Linked DNA regions of Mus musculus: region 1 is linked to region 2. The links are chromatin loops, found by intact Hi-C in ENCODE. Cell type or tissue: heart. All regions are shown on one strand. Links, peaks and the distances in the headings refer to the core of each region. The heading gives the core; the rest is flanking DNA.

Region 1 (10,339 bases), core at 862-8,861, 1.1 Mb after region 2:
TAACAGAACAGACCAGCAGTTGTTAGAACTAGTAAGGGAGGCCACAGGCTGATGAGAAATGAGGAACCACTGTGTCAGAGAAGGAGAGAGAGAGAGAGAGAGAGAGAGAGAGAGAGAGAGAGAGAGAGAGAGAGAGAGAGAGAGAGAGAGAGAGGTGATCAAGGAGCATGTACATGTAGGAAAATGTCATGATGAAGCACAGCACATACAATTAGCATACCAGGAACAAACAGCATCTAATGCAAGACTTGTGAGCTTCTATGGCAGATGTAAGCTGCTGCTTTGGCCAGTCTGTCAGTGGAGGAATGAATGTGCCATGGAATATTATTGAAAAGTACATGGAAGACTGGGCTGGCTGTCATCTCTGGGCACAGAGGCTGATAGGCTGGGTGGAGGAGACTTGGAGGGGGAGTACATTCTCTCTATATTGCTTCTCTTTAAATGTGTGTGTGTGTGTGTGTGTGTGTGTGTGTGTGTGTGTGTGTGTGTGTGTGTTGCACGTATGTCTATGGTCTGTGCACTACTTGCCTGCCTGGTACCTGTGGAGGTAAAAAGTGTATGTCAGATCCCTTGGAACTGGAGTTACAGATGGTTATAAGCTGCCTTGTGATTGCTAGAAATTGACCGCAGGTCCTCTGGAAGGGCAGCCAGTGCTCTTAACTACTGAACCATCTCTTCAGCCCTTGTACTGCTTCTTTTGTTGTATGAGAGGCTGTGTTTTGTTTTGTTGGTTTGCTTTTTCTAAGTAGGTTTATTATGTAAAACAAAAACTCCTTTAAAAGCAAAGAAGTCTGATATTTGAGGGATGGTTGGGAAAATATACTTTCCTTGGGATCTGAGCCAGAAGTCTCTGAGCCCATCAATCCTGGACACTGCTGGCTCTACCTTAAGCAAGCCTCCATCCTTACCTCTCTGTCACCATCCAGTCTCCCCTTCAAGACTCCCCTTACCTATACTTTCCCAGACATCACTGTCCCTCACTTCTTAGCATGCAAATTAGTAGGTTTGCATGGTTTTCCCCAAGCAAATTAGAATCACAATAGGGTTCATTCCACCAAACTGAAGCTCCCAAATAAGAATGTAATTTCCAGATGCCTTGAGACACAGAGTATTAAATGTTTAGTTTATAAATGGCCCAAAGCTGTGCCCAGCCTTGAAACATAGCTCCTTGTTGAGCAGGTGTAGACAGCTGGCACCCAGTCCCCAAAGGAAACTTCCTGATCATCGGGTTAACTACAATGAAGTGCTGGGCTGTGTCCAAGATGGCCTCCTGGGTACTTCACACCCTCTAATGGCTGAGTCACCTCTCTCAGCAACCAGTTTAGGGTTAGTGGCTGTGGTGGTCGGAATAAGTATGGCCCCCATAATGTGTGCATGCTTGTCCCACAAGGAATGGCACTGTTGGGAGGTATGGCATTGGGGTAGGTGTGTCCTTGTTGGAGGAAGTATGTCACTATGGGGGGTGGGGGGGCTTTGTGGTCCCTTATAGGCTCAGACTATGCCCAGTGTAGAACACTGTCTCTTTCTACTACCTGCAGATCAATATGTGGAACTCTCGGCTTTTCCAGCACAATGTCTGCCTACATGCTGCCATGCTTCCCAACGTGATGATATTGGGGTAAACCTCTGAAACTCTAAACCAGCCCCAATTAAATGTTTTCTTATAAGAGTGTCTCTGGTCATGATGTCTCTTCACAGCAGTCTAACCCTAAGACACTAGGGCTACTGGGAGCATGTGGGGCAATGGTCCTAAGCCTTGTCTGAGAATTGCTATTACTTCCTCTCTGTTTGCCCTCTCTGGGCTTCCAGCTATCCTCCAAATATGCTAGGTCAGTGATTGTCAACATGTGGGTCATGATCCCTTTGGGGGTCATATATCAGATATCTTGCCTATCAGCTATTTAATGGTAGTAAAATTACAGTTATGAAGTAGCAATGAAATAAATCTTGGCTGGGGGTCACCACAACAGGAGGAACAGTATTCACTGGGTCACAGCATTAGGAAGCTTGAGAGCCAGTGCCCTAGGTCATCCTTGGGACCTTCCAGCAGGATTCACCAAAATTCAACTTCAGTTATAATCTTTTTGAAAAGTATTTTACAGTCAAAGAAAAATAAACAGCCAGGAAGGATTTATGAAAAAAAATAAATTTAATTCTAAAGAAATAATACATTTCCTTTTGTGCTTGCAAACTGACACAGCACTGGCACAGATGACGTAGCTGGCCCAGCACTGGCACAGCTGGCACAGCTGGCACAGCTGGTATAGCACTGGCACAGCTGGCACAGCTGGCACAGCTGGTATAGCACTGGCACAGCTGGCACAGCTGGTATAGCACTGGCACAGCATTGGCACAGCTGACATAGCTGACATAGCACTGGTAGAGCACTGGCACAGCATTGGCACAGCTGGCACAGTATTTGACACAGCACTGGCATAGCTGGCCCTGGTTAGAATCAGAAGCTCAGGATCCTCTGTCACTGTTTACCCAAAATCAGAATTGCAGCAAGATGATGTGTTTGCTCTGAGCCCCCAAGAGACATGCTAGCATCTTACCAGAAGCTTTAGAAAGGGCTCCTTTGTGTCTTCAATCTGGCCAAAGTGGGTGGCACATGCCAAGGGGACTCTGGACATCTAGATAATGCCAACGTCAGGCTAGTGGCACAACCTAGCACTGGTGTGAGGGCTTTGGAGGGTTGGGACTGAGGCCACATGGAGAGTTGACTTACTGCTTCCAAGTGGAAATGCAGGGTCTGCCTTGTTACTTCAAATGATTTGTCACTTTAGAGTCACCCTGTGGGACCAGATACCTATGTCAATTCCCTCGATGACAAAGGCATCATCACACATTTTAAGGTAAAATGTACCAGCATTTTAAAAAACCTAGAGGAAAAAATAAACTTGATATGCTCCAAATACAAAGGGGAAAGAGTCTTTCAGCGGTGGGATAAGCCCTAGAAGTGAAGCTGGGGTGTTCAACACTGGAGGGAGGGGCAGACCACCTGTCATTTATGGGTAAACAATGGAGAAACACAAGAAGCAAGGTGGAGCCTTGCCTTGCTCTGCTTCTGTGACCTGAGGTAAGCTGTCTCATCCTTCTGCACCCATCTCTTCACCTATAAAGGTGTATGATTTGTATCCTAGAGGCCAAATCCACGAGTGATACAGTGAGGCACTTTGAGCAATGTCAAATAAACACTTAAAACTGGCACTGTGCACACCTCTTGCTCCTGCTAACTTCCAACCCACATTGAACTCTTACCATGAGTTCCCCAGACTTCCTCTCTAACAAATTCTCCAAATGAATATGCACATAAGATGTGTGGTAGCTATGCTTCTGAGGCCTCTCCCTGAAGGTTGTTTGAGCCTGTCTTAACCCAGCATCAGCCAGCAGGGTACACCTAAATCCTTGCCTTCTTTGAAGCCTGCGTTCCCAAGTCTATTCTGCACTGAAGATCCTTCAAATGCTGCACAGTTTCAAAGCAGATCCATTTATTTGTTCAACAGATCTATCAGGTATCTCCAGTGTCCCGAGAATACCTTACAGGTACAGGTATGGATAAGATACCTGACTCTCAAATTACCCAAGGAGCTAAAGGGAACTGCAACCCTATAGGTGGAACAACAATAGAACTAACCAGTACCCCGGAGCTCTTGTCTCTAGCTGCATATGTATCAAAAGATGGCCTAATCGGCCATCACTGCAAAGAGAGTCCCATTGGACTTGCAAACTTTATATGCCCCAGTACAGGGGAACCCCAGGGCCAAAAAGGGGGAGTGGGTGGGTAGGGGATTGGGGGGCTGTGTATGGGGGACTTTTGGGATAGCATTGAGAATGTAAACGAGGAAAATACCTAATAAAAAAATAAATTTAAAAAAAAAAAGATACCTGACTCTCAGGGTGTTGTTTTTGTAGGCTCATGGAGGAATTGGTTATGCCACACAAGAACATAACTAACAGGATAATGTTGGAGCCCAGTAAAGATCACCAATTTGGGGTCAAAATGAGAGCACCCATTTCAAGGCCCCCTCCTGCTACACTCCTAGGCAGAACGGTTTGAAGTACCTCATTTTGACTGAAGGGTGAATCCCTGGGTGTTTTCAACAGTCATCTTCTTTTTAAATTTGCTTATTCATTTGCCCGTTTAATTATTTATCCCACAAGTATATGTTAAGGCCAAAGATTCTTCTGCCCAGCACCGGGAACTCAGAGTGGAACAGACCTAGTCCCTACCTACATGAGACAAAACTTCCCCATTGGTTAGCAGAGCTATTCCAGTCAGATCAGCTGGGATACCAGGTGCCCTGATAGTGTCGGCTGACATTGAAGAATTTTAAAGGCTGAATAGAAAATGTCCAGGCTTCATTTCTGAGGCAAATGCACAGAGATGGAAACTTCCTTCCAGTAGCTGCAGGGAGGACAGGGTAGCTTCAGAGTGTGGAGTGGGGCAGGGAATACAGAAAATGAGGGCTGGGACAAGAGGTAGCTTGTGGAATACTTGGGTGAGATATACAGCCTGGACCTGGAGAAGGAAGGAAGAGGGTGGTGCAGGAAACAACTCTGGGTTCTGCCATCCTTGAGAGAAGTACCCACATATGTGCCAGAGTCATCCATTATCCACTCCTGGCCCCTGGTGGGCAGACATGCACATAACCAGCATCACCACCATAGGAAGGAATGGAGCGTACAGTAGCTGAAATTGTGCACATCTTCTGACGGAGCTGTTGAGTTGGTAAAGTTCTTTCACCTGATTTAAAAGTCAAGTCACAAGTTCAGAAAGTCAGGGAAGATTCCCCTCCTCCCACGGTGCAACACTGCTTCCCTCTCCGGTCATCCATCTGCATGCGATCCATCTGCCTCCTCTCATCTCCTGTCCGTATCTATTGGTATTTTTCTATAAGCTGTCCAGAGTCTCAAGCACACACATGTTCAGTTGCCTGGACTTTTAACATTTGTGCTATTGAAAAATGGACTTTAGGGAAGTAAAGCTATAGTCAGTTTTGCATTACAAAGAGTTCTGTTCCATAGCCCTGTGGGGAAAGGTCTACAGAAGGCGGTCCTACAGGTGGGACCAAGAGAACAATTGGGCAGTTCACATGGGGATTTGAACTGAGCAATTGATGGAGAAGATCGGTGAGAATAAGTTCTGGCATTAGAATGTTCATACTCAGTGACTCACAGCATGTGAGGGGGAGACAGGGAGATGCTCTGTAGGAGCTGCGGGGTATGAAAGTGGGCACAGGAAGCCAGAGTTAGAGAGAAGCACATGAGCTGCACAAAATGTGGTAGAAAAGGGAGTCCTGGAGTGCAAGGTGTAGACTTCTGGGAGCTGTCGTTGCTGAACCAGGAGTGATAGACCAGCTCACCAATCAGGAAGAGGGGCTGAGATGTCAAGAGAACACCCATTCCCAGAGTGCTCTAGAAATGGAGCCTACCAGAGAAGCAGAGAAAGAGCTGATCGGGAGAATACAGCGTGAGGTTCAGAGAAAATCTGAGGAGCCCACCAACCAGGTCAGAAGAGCAGGAGGGTCAGCAAGGTATAGACATTCACTGGTGACATTTCCAAAGCAGTTTCAGACACCACTGCGAAGATAAGGAGGCAGAGACAGTATCTCAGGCTAATTTTAAATCGATGTTTTTATTGTGGGGGAGGGGCAATGAAAGATCAGCTTTCTGCCATGGGCTGCTTATAGAAACACCAGGGAGACGTCTCAGAAGCCTGTTGATGTCAGGCTCCGCTCAGCTGCAGCACGCTGCTCTTTTATTGTTTTCAGATGCAGTGCAGGCACCTGATCTTAAAACCTCCTGAGGTGGTACAGAGACGGCTGCTGAAGCTCAACAGAGGCAAAGTGGGACATGGAGGGACCGTGGTTATCAAACTGATTTTTCCAAAGTGGGAGAAATTCTCCAGCATTTGGAGACCATCATGACAAAAGTAAAGAGGCAGAAAGGACGTACAAAGACGCTGCGTGGGAGGGAGGAGTCAGTGTTCATGGTCCAGCTTGGGGGAGGAGTCGGTGTTTATGGTACAGCTGGAGGGGAAGAAAAGTCAGTCTCTATGGTACAGCTGGGGGAGGAGTCAGTGTCCATGGAACAGCTGGGGGGAGGAGTCAGTGTTCATGGTACAGCTGGGGGAGGAGTCAGTGTTCATGATACAGTTGGTGGGGAGGAAAGAGTCAGTGTTCATGGTACAGCTGGGGGAGGAGTCAGTGTTCATGGTCCAGCTTAGGGGAGGAGTCAGTGTCCATGGTACAGCTGGGGGAGGAGTCAGTGTCCATGGTACAGTTGGAGGGGAGGAAAGAGTCAGTGCCTATGGTACAGCTGGGGGAGGAGTCAGTGTCCATGGTCCAGCTTAGGGGAGGAGTCAGTGTCCATGGTACAGCTGGGGGAGGAGTCAGTGTTCATGGTCCAGCTTAGGGGAGGAGTCAGTGTCCATGGTACAGCTGGGGGAGGAGTCAGTGTTCATGGTCCAGCTTAGGGGAGGAGTCAGTGTCCATGGTACAGCTGGGGGAGGAGTCAGTGTTCATGGTCCAGCTTAGGGGAGAAGTCAGTGTCCATGGTACAGTTGGAGGGAAGGAAAGAGTCAGTGCCTATGGTACAGCTGGGGGAGGAGTCAGTGTCCATGGTACAGCTGGGGGAGGAGTCAGTGTCCATGGAACAGCTGGGGGAGGAGTCAGTGTCCATGGTACAGCTGAGGGGAGGAGTCAGTGTCCATGGTACAGCTGGGGGAGGAGTCAGTGCTCATGGTCCAGCTTAGGGGAGGAGTCAGTGTTCATGGTACAGTTGGAGGGGAGGAAAGAGTTAGTGTCCATGGTACAGCTGGGGGGAGGAGTCAGTGTCCATGGTACAGTTGGAGGGGAGGAGTCAGTTTTCATGGTACTGGGGAGGGAGAAGGAGTCATTGTTCATGGTACAGCTTGGGCAGACAGGGTATCAGAGGGTACTCTTCCCTTCTGAGGGGAGAAGAAAGAAGGGAGGAAGAAGATGTTCACAATAGTGATGCAGAAAGAGCATTTTTTTTCTCCTAGTGACAATTTCCTTTATGACCAAATGGATGGTTAGTTTGTGTCTTAGTCCACTTTGTTGCTATAAGAATGTGACTGAAGCTGGGTAATTTGTAAAGAAAACAGCAAGTTTATAGTTCCTGAGGTTCCCCGGGCAGAGGTGGCACACGCCTTTAATCCCAGCACTTGGGAGACAGAGACAGGCGGATTTCTGATTTCTAGGCCAGACTGGTCTACAAAGTGAGTTCCAGGACAGCCAGGACTACACAGAGAAACCCTGTCTTGAAAAGAAACAAAAACAAACAAACAAACAAAAAATAGTTCCTGAGGTTCAAAAGCATGGCACTGGCTCCAACTGGGGGTCTCTTGACCCAATGGGGAAAAGGAAAGAAAGGTTACAAGTGAAGAAAGGGAGCAAGGGACCAAGGAAGGTCCCAGCGGACTCTATAGCAAGCTACTCTCCAAAGACCTAACCCAGTCCTCAAAGAACTTTAATATCACCTGGGACCTTGTAATAGACTCTGCCTCTCAGAAGTCCCACTACCTGTCTCCTCGCGCATGAACTTGGCTCCCAAACCCCATCTCACTTTGTAGCAGTTGGCTAAGAGGCAGAGGAAGCAGGAACGGCTTGCTAAATAAGAAAAGTTAGAAACCATGCTTCAGTGACCCTCCTGAATAAATCATTCTCAACTCTGTGTAAACTTTAGGGGAAGGTAAATTCCAGGAGGGTGGGCCCTCTCTCCCAGTGTCAGTCACTGTCCTGCCCAGGTCTACTCCACACATTCAATAATAGCAAGAGGAAAGGTACCTCTGGGCTGCAAGAAGATGGATTTTAGAAGAAATGAGAGCTCTCTAGGTGGTAGAAGGGGATTAAATTCTTCATTTGGGGAAGAGGGTGCAATCCAGGTGCTGGGGAGACTCCTTTTTATAGTAGAATCACTCAACAGGGACCAAGCTGCTTCACAGGGTAATTAGCTCCCAATATTCTAGGAGGCTTGATGTTGAGAGGAAAGATGGGCAGAGGTACCCAGGAATCTGTAGGTCTCAAAACACTCACCTGCATTGCCTGCCTCTGAGGGAGGCCACGTGGCCTCCGCCACATGGGCACTGCTGCTCCGCGGGCTTACCAAATTGCCTTGCTTTATTTAAAAGCCAAAGAGGAAAACAAACCCCAGCCCAAGGAAGAAGCAATTTTGGCATTAAATAAAAGGAATGTTTTTATCCTGCAATGAAAACGCTGTGATCTTGGAACACAATTTGCATAAACAGACAGTTTGGCTGTAAACAACCTCACCAGTAACTGGTATTTACATATAGAACAACTCAGTCAAAACCCAATTAAAGGCTCTGATGGATTGGGGACTGTCAAAACATTTAAAAGGCTTCGCAGCAGCCTGGCGATTTATACGCCTCAGTTGGACCAGGAGCTCTCGATTGTCCGCCCAGCTGCTCTTTTCCTTGCCTCAGCCTTCTACAGACCCAGCGATCACCAGAACATTCCTCACGTCAGCAGCCTGGCCGCCATGTAGGGGAAAGAGTTCTAAGCCAGCTGCTGGCCTTGGGGACTTTGCTTTGACCTAGCAACACGGAAATACAGACCAGATCGTAGTGTCTGACTTGAATAGAGAAAGCAGGGAGGAAAGTCCTCATGTGAAATTTGGGCATAAAGTTATCTGGGGGAGGTTTTAAAGATACCTCAATCAGTACAATTCTTACAAGTATGAGGATCCGAGGTCAGATCTCCAGACCCCCACATAAGAAGCCAGGGACATCAAGTGCTGTGATCCCTGTGATAAGCGCTGGGACTGCAAAGACAAGAAGGTCCCCCGGACTAGACAGACTGGCCAAATCAGTGAGCTCTAGATTCTCAAAGCAATCAAGTAAGACATCCAACAGTAATGTCTGGTCTTCACACACATGTGCAAATACATACATAACCACTTGTACCTACAGCACACACACACACACCCTGGAGAATACATGTCTGATGAAGCTATAGGCCATCATCATGGCTGAGGTTGGACACAATGGTCCCAGATGCTGATACTCTCAAGCAAACCCTTGAAGAGCATGACAGCAGAACAGGGCTCTCTGCTCATGAACAAGAGTCAAGGACTAAACTTAGCACAAAAGCTAAGCCAGTGTGCTGAGAAATCAGGGGTATCCTTGATGGGAGGAGAGGACTCTCGAGGCTCAAGTTTCCAAGGGTCGAATGGAAGTGGCCATGCAAGAGCAATGGCATAGTTAGGACAAGGGCTTCCAAAGTGCTGTGCTAGGCACACCTAGGGCAAGGGAAGCCTTTAGGAGATGCAGGTTCATAGAAGTTGGGCAGCCTAGAGTTTAAGGATAGAGGCCTGCTTCCCGGGGAGAATAGCTGTAGAAGTCACGGGTCATTAGTGATGTCTAGGAGAGGAACTTCTGTGGGCTTTCATGTTGAGAGCTGCAACTGGCACCCTTGTGGCCAAGCAACACAAAGCAAGCTTTGATATACGGGTGGAAAAAGAAGATGAAAAGGACAGAAGAAGAAAAACATGAAAAGCAACAGAAGAAAGAGAAGAGGGGAAGCAAGGACAGAGCAAGGGTGGGGGAGGTGACTGTGAGCTCTAAAACTTTCCACAAGCTATGTCCTGACAGCCCAATGAAGTGTCGCTGACTCTCCAGAAGGTTCCAGAGCTATACTGACTCCCCAGAAGGATCCAGGGCTACACTTCTGATTTCTATTCTAGGAACATTGAAAGGAGAGAGTCTGCTCTTTGGACTCCTAACTCTTCTCCTCCGCAAACCCATCTGTCTTGGCACTGTCTAGAGCAATGGTTCTCAACCTTCCTAATGCTCAGACCCTTTTGTTATGGTGACCCCAACCATAAAATTATTTGTTACTTCATAACTGTAATATTGCTACCATTATGAGCCATAATATAAATATCTGTGTTTTCTGATGGCTATGAATGACCCCTGTGAAAGGGTTGGCCAATTTCCATAGGGGTTGAGACCCACAGGTTGAGAATCACTGGTCAAAATAGTGACAGGAAACCACAAACCACTACCAAGCTGCAGCTTTCTTCGCTGCTCCCCATCCCCCACCTTACATTTTTGCCAAGTTCACTTCAGGTCCAACCTCCAAGTCACCCACTAAGACAAAATGGGGCCCAAAAGAACAAAGGCTCCTAAAGAAAGTGGCAGAGGTCCTGGCTCAGCTGCCCTCATGTGCAGTCCACTAACCGCCTCTCTCCCCTGTACTTCGAAATACAGGGAAATACTCTGTCAATATTTCACCACAACACTGGAACAGAAATGAAAAGAAGACGGTCACTAATCATAATGACAGTAGCAATG
Region 2 (10,339 bases), core at 1,418-9,417:
GTCAGAAGGTGGGGCTAGTTGGAGGAAGTAGGCCACTAGGAGGCCTTCAAAGATTATACCTGGTCCCAGGTGCCTTCTTCTTAATATATTTCCTGTCTACCTTGGGGCGAGTAGCCTTTGTCCTATGCTGTCACCATCTTGGTGTTACCCTTGATGCCACCTCAAATCCAGAATAGACGTATCTACTGTCCTCCACTGCGACTTCTGAGTATCTGGGACAAAATGTTTCTTTCCTCTTTTGGCCTGTTTATGCGAAGGATTGTATCACAGAGACAGAAGGTCTGCCTGGTCACCTCATCATCTATCCACACAAGTCAGATTTCAGGGCGAGCATCTGAGTGAGCAAATCAGTCCCCAATGTAGCAACTGGGATTTTGCTAAAAGTGTAGATTTTTTTGACTTTTTGTTTCAAACTCTCTGAATTAGAAAGCTGTGGTGTTTGTTACTTTAGAAGGTTTTCTTTATTTCAGGGGACCCCAATAGACTCACCAAAAACTACTAACCTAGAGAAACTCTTGACATTGAGGCCTAAAAAGATAATGAAAGGTTGTTAAATGAAGCAATCTTCTGTCCAGTACTGGTGAATTGTGGTGATGTGTTAATCCAATGTCATACTGTTCAGCACCAAACAAGACCTTATCCTGCCCTGGTTACATTTCAGAAACATCATAAAAGGAGTCAAAACACATCAGGTCCATGAATGAAACTCTGAATAAAAGGAAAATAAAGTTGTCTCAAAGTCCAAGCAACTTCCATCTATTCTATCATTGTAAGCATATAAATAAATGATAGCGCCTTAGTTACTTTTATTGACACGTTAAAATCATATCAGTAAAGATCATCAAAGGAAGTAATTTAAAGGAGAAATGGTTTATTCTAGTGCACAGATTAGGTTACAGTTCATCATGGAGGGGAAGCCAAGGGTGAAGGGGCTTAAAGCAGCATGGCACACTGTGCCCAGAGACAGGAAGCAGAGAGGATGCATTCAAGTGCCCGGGTAAGATTTTTATACAGTCCAGGATCCCTCACTCATCTTCATCCAGAAGATGGATCTCCCCACATCAATTAACATAATCATGGTAATTCCCTACAAACATGCCCAGGGCCCATCTTCCAGGTGCTTCTAGAGTCTGTTAAGTTGGCAATTAAGACTAACTGTCACAAACACATACTATGTGTGACTTGTGGTATAGTGTATAGAGTTGAATGTGTAGGTAGAGAAACTAGGAGAGAGGAGGGACTGTGTCAGGAGGTGAGCCACCAAAGGCTTTGTTACCATCAGCAGGGGTTTGTTTATTATTATTTTAAATAGATTTTATTTACATTTTTCATGCGATGTATTTTGATCATGTTTTCCCCCCTCTTCCAACTCCTCTGAGATCCTCCCTCCCTGCTGCATTTTATATGCCCTGCTCTCCTCAGCAGCTGAGTGGCAGGTATATTGGATCCACTATATTATCCTTTCATATGTAAAATTCATAATCATCCATTAATTTTTTAACAAAGCTTTTTTCCCCCCTCCAGAGCAACATTTTCCCCCTATCTTTGTTTGAACATCAAAACTCCCCATGCTTGCTAAGCGTCACCTGCCAGAGGGACAGCTGGGCAAACATTACCTTACAGTATGAATCAGTCCAATTCTCTGTACAAGCTAGAGGACAGCTGGGGTGTTCTAACCCACTTTGGTATTTGTGGATTCTCTATATATTTGAAGCCTCATCTCTCACATTTTATCCTGAAAATAACTCTGTGAGAGAGTGTGGTATTACTACTCCTCGGTAACTGATGGATAAAATCAAATTGTCTACCATATTTTTGAGCACCATACTCGGAGTCCCCATCAGTGAGAAGAATCTTGTACCCACGTCAGTGATCCTACAGTGGTCCCATGTGACAGCTGAGGGGAGCTGAGGAAGAGAGACATTAAAGACCTTGTTTATATCCATGGTTCTAATGTGTAGGGAAGACAGCAGTCAAAAGAAGAAAGAGAGCTGGTGCGTTGTGGTCCAGGATGTAGACCCAGAATCGCTTCCCCATGAAGTCTTCAAAGGGAAAGAGAATAGCATGCTCTCTCATACAAAAATAGTAGGTGTCCCTCTGAAGGGACAGTGGGTCCCAGGTCTCCAAAAGTATTACCAAAGGAAGTTCCCTTTAGCTTTTGTTGTTTTTTGGCCCTCTGCTCATGTGCTCAGTGCACTTGTGTGCTGGAATCACATAAAGATGGATTATGTGGCCAGGCAGTCTGTGTCATCAGCAAGCAGACAGGAGGTTCATATCCCTAAGCAGACAGCCACATTATACAAGCAAAGAAGGAAATGAATACATCGCTGCTGCCTGGCGTCCCCCAATGGGTAATTAAAACGACGCCACTGCTGTCTTCACTACATTCAAAAGTGTTTTAATTTGTATTTAGCCAGAGGCTTTCTAGCAACAGGAACATTTGTACAAATCTAACAAATAATTATAAATAAATAAAGTCTATGCTTCTGCTATTTGGGGGAACGTTTCCTTCAGGTAACACATTTATAAATCCACCTGTTTGACAATATGGAGTTAAAATAACAGTAGACTTTGAACTGGCTGTTTAAACGACAGTTGAAACAGTGTGTTTGTCAGCATAGAAATGAAAAAGAGCATCACTCAGGAGGTGATCCAGGCCCAGAGGTGCCATGGACGGTAAATGCTAAATTACACTAGACCCGGAATATAGCCAGGTATAACCAATGTAGGGGGAATTCAGATTAAAGAAGCCCCTACCATTTATAACTAAGGAGACGTGGAGACTCTAGGTGTCTCTAATGTGTTAGACAGCTGTGCTGATTGGTTTGTTTTTTTTTTTTTTCAACTTGACACAAACTAGAGACATTTGGAAAGAGGGAATCATAGTTGAGAAAATGCCCCCACCACATTGGACTGTGGGCAGATCTATGGGACATTTTCTTGATTGATGTGTCAGGGCTCAGCTCACTGTGGGAGGTGTCCTCCTGGAAGAGATGGTCTTGGATGCTATAAGAAAGCAGACTGAGCAAACCATGAAGGGAAAGCCAGTAAGCAGAACTCCTTCATGAGTTCTGCATCAATTCCTGCCTCCAGCTTCCTCCCTGGTCGAGTTCCTGTCCTGACTAACAACAGGTTTGGAGTATGCCATGGATCAAGTAGGTTTTGGTCAGGGTGTTTTAGTATAGCAATGGTTGGCCTACCTAGGACAACAGCTGTTCATCATCATCATCAATTGAGGAAGTGAAAGAATGAGGGATTCCTTATAGAAGCTAATGGCTAGTGCTCACTTTCTGGCTTAGGACTCTTCTTTCCCTAACTCTTCTCAAGTGTTTTCCATTCAGGCCATCATGGGAGGTTTCTTCACTCTGTAGTTTGGGGGAGTTTTTGAATGGCACTTGATATCTGGTTTTCTTCTTAGCTGACTTCATTTAGGGAAGGCAAAAATATTTTATTTTCACAGTATTGTTGGGTCACAAAAGCTCACTGGATCCCTTTCCTCTCCCGTCATGTTCAGATGACACACCAGTGCAAACCCCACATGTGAGCCTGTGCCTGGCATTTGTTGCTCTCTTATTTAGATCAAGACACCAGGAAGGCATTCCAAGCTGGTGTTACGGACTTAGATGGAAATTATTTCTTTACTATTTTTTTTAAAATTAAGAATTTTTCATAGAATACATTTTGGTCATATTTTTTCTCTTCTACAGCTCCTCACAGGTCCTTCACACCTCCTTAACACCCGACTTCACATTCTCTCTCTCTCTCTCTCTCTCTCTCTCTCTCTCTCTCTCTCTCTCTCTCTCTCTCTCCCTCTGTGTGTCTGTCTGTCTGTCTCTCTTAAAAGAAAACCAAACCCACCCCAAACAAACAAATAAACAAATAAACAAACAAGAAAAATACAAATAAAAACCAACAAGGCAAAACCTAAACAAAAATCCTGACTCTCCTGCATCCAGGCTTAGGGCCTGCCCTGGCATGTGTTTGATCTTGGATTTAAATGGTTGTTGCTGAGAGAATATGAGAAAAGAAATAATTGGTTCCACACATCAGACAGTGCTGAAGACCTCTTAGGATATGATAGGATCTTGTTCTTTAAAAGACCTAGAAGTATTTATAATTTCCTCTTCTCCTTAAAACATATTTTTCAGCCAGGCATGCTGGCACACTTTTTTTTTAATCCCAGAATTTGTAAAGCTGTGGGAGGAGGGTCCTACATTTCTCATCAGCCTGGGCTCCATCAACAACGTGAAGTTGCCTGGATGACAAAGTAATAACCTGTCTTAAAAAGTACAGTTTATGTTATCCCATAAGTATCATGAATATTTGCAGGGTAAACGTGATAGTTAAATGTATATGCACAAAATTGTTAGTGTTCCTAATTTATCAAATTATATGTATCTGATTCTTTACTCTGTATCCCACAAATATTTATTATTAAGATAATTAGTAAAAATAAACTTGTCATATTAGTAGACATAAAATAGAGAGAAATGAGCAGAGGGAGATCTTTCTCATATAATATATGTTAAATTTATAAAAGTCCATTGTCAGTAGGATGGGGAAGGGCTTCATGCCTTCCTGGACCTATCTGAGATGCTATGTGACTTTTAACTACAGGCTCCCTGTGTAGCAGAACCCCTGTAGGAGGGTCCTGATTTGCCTCTCTGATCCAATGGAGTCCTCTTGAACTTGACCTCCTTTATTACAATGTATATCAGGGTGGGAAGGAACAGGACTCTGGAGCCAGGTAATCTGAGTTACCATCAATTCTGCAGCTCCTCTCTGTGTTTTGTCTCCACACTAAATGATGGTGCTAATGGAGGAATAACTTTGAATGGTGGTTATCAACTATGTTACCATCACTGTTTACCTACATCCAGTTTGCTAAAAGCTGCCTTAGCTCAGTGGAATGCATTTCTTATCTGATGTAGCCTAGTCTTCCCAGAAGTCGTACTTATCTGCCCTGATTTATATTCTCTCTCCCTCTCCCGCCCTCCCTCCTTCCCCCTCTCTCTCTCCATCCCTCCTTCCATCTTTCCCTTGCCCCTTCTTTCCTTTCCTCCTTCCTTACCTCCCTCCCTCCCTTTCCCCTTCTTACTCAGCATTTACTATGCACCTGGCATTTGTCAGACAGATGTAGCTGACTCTAACAGAAGGGAAGGATAATAGTTTTCAGCTCTCAGGATCCACAGCCTAAAGACAGAGCGGAGGGAATGTTTGATTGTGATTCATCTTCGCAGCCCATTTTCCATCTTCATTATTGATACAATATCCTCAGCATGCAGTTTTATCCACAGTCTTTGGACAAGCCTCACATGTCCTCAGTTGACTACTTAGAAGCTGTGGTGGCCCCACTGGTTCCTACTTCTTTTTTTAGAACACCAATACCTGTTCATCCTTCCATAGTTCCCATGGATCCTCCCTTTCTTGGGCATGATTCTAGCTTTCCATTTTTTTCCAGGGTATCTGGAGAAGTCTAACTCAGCGAGGTTATTCTTCAGCATGTATCATTGGGTGCCTTATTGCTTGCCCAAGAAGAGGGTCAAACCCCTTAGGGGATTCTTTTTGTTTTAATCCCAGGGAAGAGTGGGTGTTGCCACTAAAGAATTCTGTTTCGTGGATTTGCTGTCCCAACCACTAGGTGTCACTATTCTACATAAATAAAACAGGAAAGACTTGGCCTTGGCACTGTGAAATTAAGTCTTTGGTTGGGGGATCTAGCAGGTTGAGGAACCCACTCATTCTGAAGTGTCAGGTAACAGCAAGCACTGTGCTCTCAAGCCTAGCTAGAGTGCAGGAATAGCCTGCATTAAAAGGCTCTGAAGTCCAACTATCAGACATGTAAATCCAGCTTCTGTCTATATCTGCATTGGTATTGATCCTTTTAAATAGTCTTTAAAGATTAACCTCTCAGAACAGACCTAATGTACTATAGAATGCAGGGAACAGATCACTTCATTATTAATATAGCTGTTTGGGAAGAAATATCTGATAGGATCAGGGCATCACATAAAACCTCACAAAAGAAAACCTCTTCCCTTTCTACAGGTGACCCTCTGTCTGGCAGAGAAATCATACATTGCCACTCAGAGGCAAATAATGAGATTGTTACTCTATTCTCTCCCCATTTTTTTAAAAAAAGAATTTTTGAATAGTTGTATCCGTTTAGGAGAATCTGCTGTGCTTCCTCAGCTAGGCATGAGGACAGATTAACAGGCAAAGGCAAGCGACCCTGCACCCTCTGGCAGCCAGCAGTTTCAGTAAGTCGGTGAGCTCTGTCCTTCTACCTCTGTTACAAAGAAGCAGTTTCTGAAGCATGGCGCTGCGTTCCAGTGTTTATACAAATTCAGGGGCCTTGCTGACCAGCATATACAGCCCTGCAGTGTTTACTGTGTGATAAAGTGTTAAATGGGAGTCTAGTCAACCACACGAGGGTCTGGATAGGCTGTCCTGCCTTTGACATGCTCCTTCTGGGGGAACATCTAATTTTCTAGGCAAGGGTATGGCCACAAAAGCCAGAAAGCATCTACTTTGATGGAATTGCACTGGACTCTTTTAAGGCGGATTCAATCCCCTACATAAAGACCAACACTAATGGTTTTAAAGCAGAAAGTACAGGCAGAGATGAGACTGTCTGATTAACAGTTCCACCATACAGCATCTCTGTGCTGTGACCCCACGGTGGGTTCAGATTGATCCGCTGAGTAACACTATGCACACTGATCAATGCAAACCTACACATTATTTTCAGTTCTTTTCTCTTACAACATGGCAGGGCATCTTTGACCATCTGCTCATGCCTGATAGCACACTGGTACGTAACAGAGACTGTAGAGGTCAGGTGCCTGCCTCCCTTCCTTTAAATTCCTCTGACACAAATGTCCTGAAAAGGGTTTTTGAGAAACCAGTTGTTACACATATCTGGCAGAAAGCTTTGGTTATTGCTGTAGAAATTTCAGTGGGCTCAAGATTCTCTCTGACTATTTCAAAAAGAGGCCAGTTGTAATCCACACAGTGTGGACCTGTGGAATCAGGCTAGAATCTTGACAGTTTGTAGGATTTTTGTTTTGTTTTGTTTTTGTTTTGTTTGTTTTTAAAGCAATAACAAATAGATTGTTGGTCACTATGTAACTTCCTAGCAGCCTAGGGTTCTCATGTTATCAGGTTCTATCATATGATAATGGTAAAAATAATGTAATATCAGTTTTTTTTTGGAATAGAAAAAAAGTTTTTTTCCATAAAGGGCATTTTGAAATGGGTCATTAACTCATTTTATTAGTACATTAATGCTTTGAGTGCTGTAAAGAAATAATGTATCAACCTACTAGGGCTACCATTGATGCAATAAAGAGTAGCACCCAGTGTAAACTGTCACTCATCTCCCCAGCTTGGCTTAAATAAATAACACGAAACCTTTGTGGTTGCGAGCTGCACCCAAATATTTGTACATGGTTGAATTTGTGCCGGATTCAGTTCATGAGCCATTTGTGGTCAAGTAGGATTTGAGTGGGGGGTGGGGTGGGGAGCAGCAATCATAATTAGCCAAATAAACTTTGTATTTAATTCTCATAATGTTTAATCCTTCAGCCAAATTCCAAACTAGGGTCAATGTCATATAGCCTCTTGTGTTCCAAGCAGGGTCTAAATCATCATCTAGTCTATGAGTTTCCTATGTAGGTGGAATAATATAGATTAAGACATGCATCAGTGGGTGGCGTGGGGAATATTTATTCAATATGCTTGTCCTGTTCTTATAAGCAAAAATGTGGTCCTCAATTCAGAGCTGTGACGAAGGGGACAGGATTACTGGTGGGTAAGCATCCTAAAGACATTCTGATGAAGGCTAGTAATCAGTACAAATTGTAACAGCCGTAGAAGGCGTTGCTCTGCAGATGGCTTTATTCTTGAGCACTCAGAACCATCTGGCACTTTGGGGCTGAGCCCAGCTCCACCGCGGCAAGAACCCATATTTGCTCTGCATTGGCACAGACTCCAGAGTCAATGGCTCCTTGACATTTTGGACTCTCCGTCATATGGCAAGTCCAGCTGCAGAGCCTGCTCTTTCCACCGTGCAGGGAAGTGGCTCAGATGAGGTTGCCTTTTGTTGAAGAAAAGGTCACCTCAGGGAGTCTGGAAGCCTTGGCTTAGATTTGTAAATTACACAAGGCACTGTGGACCATTTCTGGTAGATTTAGCGAAGTACTTGCAGTATTGAGGAATATAAGCATTTTACACGCAAAGATCTGAGCTTATGTTAATATATTGGGCAATTACTGATACGTTCAAACAGCAGAGGCTTTCTTCAATCTGCTTCTTTTTTTTTTTTTAACTTATAATAAGCCTTAATCAACACTAGAGCTGGGCAGATATCTACCCTCTAAGCTATTAGAATCTATAACCCCAAATTATAATTCACCATGTTCCATCTGGGCCGCTCTTAACTTCAATTGGCCAGTTCTCATGGCTATGCTTTACGATTTTCCTCTAACCCATGGCATCTTCCTTCTTGCCTTCTCTTTCTCCTCATGATTCTCCTCAGTACTCAAGCCAGGGAACCTCAAACCCTGCCTATCTCAATTCTGCTCAGCTATAGGCTGTAGGCATCTTTATTCCCGAATCAGGGATAACTGGGGGGGGGGGGGGTGGCAAGGTCACATAGTGTCACTTGGGTCTATGTGCAGATTCTCTAGTCCTTGGGAGCAATCAGGTCTTAGGGGCCAATATTTTACAATATAGCAAAAGACCAAACTTCAACCCAGACTCATACAACTTAAAGCTCTTACCCCCGTGCCAAGCTTTATTAGGTCCATTCCACATCATCACAGCCCAGACTTAGCAGGGGAAGTTCCAGGGCCATCAACACTGCTCTTCATATCTCTTATCTTATAATATCTTGTATAGATTTAGACTATCTGAAGGATCACACTATACTGTGCTTTTTTTTTTCTTTCTACTGAAAGACTGTGATATTTCTGAAGTAAGCAAACTGTGTGTTCACTTTTCTTCCTAGAATCCAGGACTTGAGGTAGATATCTTAGGTATTCAGTAGATTAACTGATTAATCCTGATGCTTTCTTTGGGTTTGTGCATCATAAGAAAGCCAATCGACTATGGTTTCAAGACTGGGATTCTAGAAATGAGCATTTTTATTTATCTATGTTTATTACAATGCGTGGAGATGAGCATCCTTTTAGGACTATTTGACCATGTTGATACAGTCTTCCTGCTACTCTTTCCCAGGTGAATCAGCAACTTGAAAGTGTTTTGGCTCCAGTGGTTCCTAAGTCATGTGATTTTTGAGCTAGATATTATTCTAGATGTTATTCTCTGAAACTTCAATTTCTTCACCTCTAAAATAGGGTAATAATACCTAATCTTCTCTGAGGTAGTGTACTTTATGAAATTAACATATAAAGAGAGAACACTGTGACTAATATTCTAAACCACTTACCAGGTCTTGAGAAGAAGGCTGCTCCTGCCTACTACCTCTGCAGCATAAGTTTCACTAATCTCTCCCTGAGACCACTTTCTTCCTGGAAAACAGGACATCATTCCAGTTATCCACTGCTGTCTATGATCTATCCTTAGAGGGCTGAAATGACCCTTCATGATTTCCCACAGTTCTACATTTTGACTCAGCACGACAAGTCTCCTTTGCGGTTTCTTAGGCAGTACCCATGGCAACCTCTGGAGGCTGGAGACTAACTCGTGCTGTTGGGAATAGACCTTCTGCTGGGAGCTGTTCATTGGAGACCCCCCAGGAACTTTCTCCATATTCTCATAGCTAGGTGGTCTTTGCCATATGTCATTTTCATAGGAGAAAGCTTGAAGGAAGTTGTACTGTATATGAGCCAACCCTTAAACGTCCACACCATCCTGTTGGTCAGAGCTGCATCTGGGGCCAGTTGGGTGTGAATACTGTGAGGTGTGGTTCCTGGTAGGGAACACTGTTAGAGGCTGTGTTCTGAGACTGGTTAATTCCACCAGCTCAGCTTCTTTCAGATAGCGTGTGGGGATCTGTCTTATGATTATCTATATTTAATAACCCCAATCAGGTTCATCCTTGCCGTCATGGCTGTTAATGGATTCGGTTACTCATATGGCAGCCTGCAGCAGTGGCATGCACAAGTATCTGATTATCATGCGAATCTTGAACTGCATTGCCATCCCAAGAAAGTGACTATTCAGTGCAAGGTGATCGCCTTGACATGGCTTGATCCTCACTTTAATGGGTTTTGAATAGGCCTTCTCAAGCTGGCCCAGGCTTCTGGAGTCTATATCAGGCATTCTTGAAGCAGTCGACAGTAGTTTGCTTCAGTGTGAATGTTCCGTTACTACA

The links. A loop is a pair of places that touch in the nucleus more often than their neighbours do. Peaks named below come from ENCODE experiments on the same cell type or tissue, not always from the same donor. Only the 100,000 strongest peaks of a DNase experiment are listed, where the experiment ranks them.
Region 1: it touches region 2 in a loop (22-fold over the local background); 10 of 42 quality-filtered maps call a loop at or near these places.

The regions. Positions count from the first base shown.
Region 1 is chr7:125,177,127-125,187,465 of GRCm38, forward strand. No RefSeq gene overlaps it. Among named protein-coding and RNA genes, the nearest start is that of Gm30501, 28 kb to the right of the region's middle. In heart, for the core only: a CTCF peak has its summit at 4,647 (motif pointing left); no DNase peak of the experiment used is centred there.
Region 2 is chr7:124,123,538-124,133,876 of GRCm38, forward strand. The region is part of intron 1 of Hs3st4 (heparan sulfate (glucosamine) 3-O-sulfotransferase 4); the gene reads left to right. Among named protein-coding and RNA genes, the nearest start is that of Gm25759, 18 kb to the right of the region's middle. In heart, for the core only: a CTCF peak has its summit at 5,638 (motif pointing right); a DNase peak (open chromatin) is centred at 7,994.